Linked DNA regions of Homo sapiens: region 2 is linked to region 1. A link is a contact called in ENCODE Hi-C or POLR2A ChIA-PET data. All regions are on one chromosome and are shown on one strand. Each heading gives the region's core, a stretch centred on a gene start or an enhancer-like site at or near the end of the contact. The rest is flanking DNA. Distances are from core to core; before and after follow the strand shown. Region 1 has its middle 130 kb from the start of TENM3-AS2. Region 2 holds the start of TENM3-AS1 (TENM3 antisense RNA 1).

Region 1 (3,042 bases), core at 63-2,562:
TTAAAAATTAACCTTCTCCATTAAAACTCACAAGTAAGCTTCTTTGAACTAAAATCCTTTGCACATTTCAAGCTGTTCATACTGTTAAAGAAAGTAAATTATACTTGAAGGGTATACTTAAAATGGGAATTTTAAAATGAAGATTATCTGCCTTTCTTCCTGAACATAGACACATAATCTTGCCTGTTCTGGTTCCATCTTTTCCAATATAGGCAGTTGCAGGGGTGATTAAGTACCTCTGCAGAGAAAGTTAGAGTGAAAATCAGTTCAATGATAAATTAAATGACAGATTTTCAGGTCTTTTTGTTTGTTTGTTTTTGCTTTTTTGGACTCTATTATCAAACAATAAGAATTAGACTTTCTAGTTGCCTGATAGTTTGTAAACTATTTAAACTGTTTGGAATGCAAATATCCTAAATTAGGATTAGAGTAACTGTGTCAATAATACAGTAATGATATGAGTAAATCATACTTGCTTCACTCTACATCAGATAGAGTTTTTTAATAATTTTGTAAAATTCCTGAGATGTTTGAAGCTGGGCATGTTGTCTAATATTTATGGGCTTTGGTTTCTGCCTGTGTCGAGTGGGTAGGCTGGAAACTGCTTCACAGAATGTCTCCCTTGACCTCAAGCCAGTAATATACAGCCCTCCCATGTCCTTCAAACCACCAGGAGTTGATCCCCAAGAGAAAACTTCACATACACAGTATTCATCCCACTAGAATACTTGATTATACATTGTAGAAGCCAGTGACAGTCTCCCCTCAGTATCATATTCTCAGAATCTAGCAGAATACATACTACGACACAGTGAAAAATCAATATTTATTAAATAATGTAATTACCTATTTAGTGCACAGGGTTAATGGATGATTATGGGGGAGAATGTATATAAACGTATTTCAATAACTATATCTAGACAATGTATTGATTCACTAATAAAATCATAATACACAAGTATAATTATACTATAAAAATCCTTGAGGTGAAGAATCAGAGCATTGAATGGTTTTTTGTTGTTGTTGTTTGTTTGGTTTGGTGAATCGATTATTATTAATTTTAGTTTCAGAATCAAGTATTAAATTCTGTACATATTATATCTTCAAAAAATTGTTGTTGTTTGGTTATGATACACTGAACTCAAATGCCATTTCCTCTAGGAAGCCTTTCTTCAACTCCTCATCTAAATTTGGTGTCCCAGTCCCCACATTCCAGGCCCCCAGTGGTTTTTGTCCTAGCTCTTGTCATACTTTGTAATTACAGGAATCTATGAGTATCTGTTGACTGCCCGTCTCTCTCACTGACTGACTCACTCACTGAAGCTGGGGGCAGCCTCTGTTTGGATAACCACGTAGCTCCAGTGTCTGACACAGCCCCTGTTTCAACAGGAGATGTTCATTATGTGTGAAGAAGGAAGGGAGTGGAAAAGGAGCAAATGAAGAAAAGAGTAGGGAGGAAGAGAGAACGGAATACAATTGTATATTTAAATTCAAATTCAGTTAATGAATTTAATAAATCCAGAGTTCCATTAAAGCAACAAAGGGTAGCCAGCTTGGTTAGCAGATCACCGGCATGCCGGCACCCCACACCATACCTTTTAATCTTTTTCTGTCTTTTCACTTGGGAGGGGGGACATCTTACATACCAACAAAATGTTGAAAGAAAAAAACATTAATTCATATTACAGATTTTATATTGTTGGTGATGTATTTTCATTTAAAATATTCCAAATAGAAGTTTTAAAAGCCTTCAAAAGTAGAAATATATGGAGTTTTGGCAGGTAGTAGATGTGAGTCACATACCACTTAAATTGGTATTTAAATTGTCCATATAAAATAGACATTAAGAAAACTAAATGCCTATATCCTAAAATAGGGGTAGAGAGGCAGAAGCAACTAATGTTTACATCCTTTAAACTGGAATCTTGGACTTTATATTGCAAAAGCAAATGACAAATGTCTAATAAAGTTCAAGGGCAAGTTACACAGATGGAAAATTAATAGCTTTATTTTTCTTTGTGTTAGGCATCATTTCCTAAACATTTGAAGCAAAGTGTATATTTAAGCCACATTTGGATTTATCATTGACATCTTTTAAAAGAAAAATAGGAATTAAAATGCAATTTGTGTATATTCTTATACTTCATACACTTTCCATCTATTTAGCATTAATGTTGTAGGAAGAGCTATTCTTTTAGAAAATGTCAAAAAGAACAAATTTCCTAAAATGTTCCTGTTGATGGTAAGTAGGCTGTTTTGCCTTATACTAATGTAATGGATTCTCTCAATAATAGGACTTTTTTTTCTAATTTTTCAAGATAATTTTAGTGACTCATAATCAGTAAACTAAAGGATAAGGAGCGACCTACCTCAATGAAAAATATTTCAGTACACATATAATACCAGCCAGCTATTTCTTGAGGGCAACTTTAAATCGAAGTCAAGTCACAAATGGATTGAGACTGGTGATCTCACTTCATCCTTTGGAAAACTATGTATATCACAAAATCAGTATACATTTTGACATAGTTGGCAGCCTTTCCTTGAAGTAGGCTCTGAATCAACTGAGCATGGAAACTCAATTTGCCTGGGGATATGCTAGCCTTTAAATAAAGAGGGCTGATAGTTTCTGCTAAAACAATGGAGAAATCTCCCAACATCTATAATTTTGTATACACTATAACTCTAACAGACAGTCTAGGTTTCAAGTCATCAACTGCCCGTAAAATCATTATATATACTTTTTAGAACAGAAGTATGGTAAATGTACTTTTAAGCTTACTTGACCACATATTTTTTTAGAGTACCAATTTCATTACATATTTTCTTTTATTTCTCCCACAAGATTATTTTTGCGTCATCTCCCCAGCAACTCTGGTCATATAGAATACCACCGGCTGATCACACAGCTCTGTGACAGCCATTGCAGATTGCTAATGGTAACCCTGCACTAGGGAATAGATGGCTTTGGATGTCTGATCTAGCCCAGGGGTGCAAAGGGCCTGCTCAGAGAGGGCATGATGAAGCTCCTGAGGAACAGGG
Region 2 (3,140 bases), core at 1-2,500, 190 kb after region 1:
AGACAATTGTTCTGCTGCAGTGCCCACCAGGGGCTGGTAAGGAAGTCTGAGTGTTTACTGCCTCCCTTCCCTGTCCAAAGGTCATTTGCGCTTTTCGGTCTCGGACGAAAGAACACTGTGGAAAGGAAGGCGCGGGTCATTTTCAGAGGCTCTGCAAAGGACGGGCCGCCTACCGGGGGTGGAAATCCTTAATTACACCCTTCTGCCTCGGAATCCGTCTTCCCGGCAGTGTCTTGCACTGCCACCTCCTCGGGTGACTCAGCTGACCTGAAATGCCCACCCTACGGAAGATCAAGAAAAGTAGTTTTCTAAGAAGGTTAGAGGTTTGATTACACAGAGAAGTGTTTCCACTTAAGTCCAAAGCAATTACCCGCCCCCTCCCCCAGGGCCGCCTCCCCGCCACCCGCAGCAGAAAAGGACAGACCCCCACGCACGTACCCCCATTTTGTTGGTGCGTGTGAATTTCAAATGGCGCAGTAAGTTCATTAGTGTTTTCAATCGGCGGCGGGCAGACCCCTCATCAGAGCCGAAAGCCGGCAAGAGCCATTCATCAGCGTGAAGTGTTATTCACGGATGACCCCTAAATCACGGCGAGAGTAGTAAAGGCACTGATTGGTCACAGCATGGGAGCCTCGGTGCTTTCCCGAACCCGACGCGGCCGGGAGGAGGGAAGGAGGGAGGGGCGGCGAACGTGGTTCAGTCCGGCAAATCCCATTTGACAGAAAAAGGCAGTAAACGGGGAATCTCTTTTTTTGAATAAAGAAGAAGAAGAAATAAAGTACCTGTCATCTTGACAAGTGGCGGAGCGGAGGAGTCAAGGATTATAAATGATCACAGCCAGGTCCAGCTCGCCCCGTGATTGGGCTCTCCCGCGATCTGCACCGGGGGAAGCGCATGGTAGGCTCCTCTCCTCTCCTCCTCTCCCTCGCACACTCCCGCACACACACACACACACACACACACGGACACGTGTACGCGCCCGGGCTCGGGCACACTCGGCCCGGCGCGTCCCCCGCCGCACAATTACGGTCCTGGATGCCGCTCCCTGGCCGGGCGTCCCGCGGGCCTCCTCACCTGGCCCTTCTCGCCTTCCTCCTCCCTCGCCTCCCCGGTCCTCCCGCTCGCGGGCTGAACCCCGAAAACTCCGGCCCGGCCTGGTCCGCCGCCTTGGAGGAGGCTGGAGGGGCCGGCGGGCGGGGAGAGGGGGAGCGCGGGGGAGAGAAAGAAAGTGAACTCATTGGCGCGCGGGCGCCCTCCCCTCCCGCGTCCCCGGGCCGCGCGGCCGGGGGCGGGCAGGGAAGGAAGTTGTAACACTCGCGCCCCCTCCCCGCCCCCGCCCCGCCGGCGCCCGCTCCCCGCTCCCTCGGCGGGGCCCCCCTCCCCCGCGCCCGGCTCCTTTGAATTTGGCCCGGCGCGGTGTGCGCGCGGCTCGGGCGGACGCGGCGGCTGCTGCCGGGGAGCGAGCCGGCGGCGCGGGCGAGCCGAGCGCGGTAAGTGCGGCGCCGCCGCCGGCGCGCCCTCCTTCCTTTATGGGGTCCTAGTGCCGGGCCGCGGCGCCGGGAGCTGGCGGGCGCGAGCTGGGACGGCGCGTGGCCCCGGGAGGCGGCGGACGCGGGGACATCTTCTCAGCGCGCGGATTCTCTCCACGGTCCGGCCTCCCCGTCCCCGCCCCGCCCTCGCGCCAGCCACCTCCGGCCGCCGGCTCAGGTGGGAACTTCGCCGGCGCCTCTCGCCCGGGGAGCCAGGCGCCGCGCCCCCGTACTGGGGAGCCCCGGGGTCCCTGAGGAAGGCAGTCCGGAGGCTGGGCGCCCAGTGGGGGCGGGGAGGGGAGCCCGCCAGGTCCTCTTCGGCCCCCGATGTGTGGCGAGGCCCCGCGTCTTCTGCGGGGGCGTCTTAACAGGATCCTGGGGGGCTTCCAGCGAGCGGAAAGCCCCGGGATGTCACCGCTTTCCGGGGCAGGCAGGGGACAGAAGGCTTCTGCAGCGATCAGGGAGCCAAGTTGAAAAGGAGTGAAGGAGGGAGAGTGCGGGGCGAGGGGTAGCGTGGGGAGTGGTGGATCACGGCTGAAACTTGATCGGGAAACTCTGGATGGGGTTGGAAACACACACAAAATATCCTGAGCTGGGCGTTTCAAAAATTACGAATTTATGAGCCTGCAACTGAGATTCTAAGTCCCTCTCGTGTTTTACAACCGATTACAAAGAGCTTCACGTATTTTAGGTTGAGGCGGGTTGTGTCTGATTGATCTTTGCTGAGCATCTTACTATGCAGCTTGGATTCCATTCTTACTGCCTCACCTTTAAGGTAGCTGGAGTGGTAACTTGTTAATTTTTATTGTAGAGAGAGGGTAACAAGTACTTGTACCGTGTAATACATCACACACGTGTGTTTCCCCAAGTCACTGTAATTTGGAGGTAGAGAAAAGTTTCCAGGTACGTGTGAGGAGGTGCAATGGAAATGAAAGGCTGAGAGCTGTCCTAGACTTTTTACAGGGCCCCAGACGGCTGGGATGCCCGAGAACAGGACTGTCTCTTCATCATGCTCTATTTCTTATCTTCTGACAATGTATTTTGTCAAACATTGGTAGACTCTGGCAGAATCCACTGGGTGGTCTTTTCACTAGAAATAGACATATGTTGAGGCATTACCTTTCCCTTCTCTTGTCAAAAGAAAAAAGGTGGATATGGCATCTCTGGAAAGCTTGGAAGAGTATCCCAAAAGATGGTATTGTAACTGAACAGAACTTGGTGATTTGATCCCTTAGTGAATTTCTTTAAAATAATGACGCATATCCCTTTTTCCCCACTGCCTACTTGGAGAAGTATTTGTAGTCTTTATGTATTAATATATTGAGAACAGACTGACTTTAGAATTAAGAGCAACTGTGTAATAATAATTATCTATTTTAATATTTCAATTAAAACAAGATTTTATAAATTCAACAATCTTGCTTTGTGCATTCCTTAATACACTTTTAATTATCTAAAACTTCGAGCATGTATATCTTAATATATAAAATTCTTGTATGAGCCCTGAAAGTTTGGATTTGTAATTCTAAATGCAGAGTAAATATTTAATTCTTGATCTAAGAGTGAGAGGTTAGTTCAGTAATAAGACTTGCTAATCCCACTTTAAAATGT

The links. Hi-C counts contacts between places; a loop is a spot of excess contacts on that map. ChIA-PET counts read pairs that join two places held with the same protein, here RNA polymerase II (POLR2A). Pooled maps may share reads with other maps.
Region 2: a map of mammary epithelial cell shows a loop between it and region 1 (4-fold over the local background). The contact joins the promoter of TENM3-AS1 here to the enhancer-like site in region 1. A Hi-C loop is called at or near these places in 4 of 168 maps with a recorded cell type or tissue (IMR-90, MCF 10A, chondrocyte and 1 more), 1 of 37 single-sample maps with no recorded cell type and 2 of 50 pooled maps. POLR2A ChIA-PET finds 5 or more read pairs at or near these places in 4 of 52 experiments (AG04449, H1, OCI-LY7 and 1 more).

Annotation. Positions count from the first base shown.
Region 1 is chr4:181,958,024-181,961,065 of GRCh38, forward strand. It overlaps a transcript of TENM3 not described here. Among named protein-coding and RNA genes, the nearest start is that of TENM3-AS2, 130 kb to the left of the region's middle. Within about 2 kb of position 1,313, at least 2 of the 41 ENCODE cell types and tissues checked have a DNase peak (open chromatin) inside an H3K27ac peak, as active enhancers do; they include mammary epithelial cell, where a contact is called at or near this core.
Region 2 is chr4:182,143,265-182,146,404 of GRCh38, forward strand. TENM3-AS1 (TENM3 antisense RNA 1) reads right to left here and starts at 1,251. Exons shown (of 5, transcript NR_125905.1): 1 at 1,075-1,251; 2 at 783-876; 3 at 439-580; 4 at 174-281. It also overlaps a transcript of TENM3 not described here. RefSeq lists an enhancer at 1,508-2,496.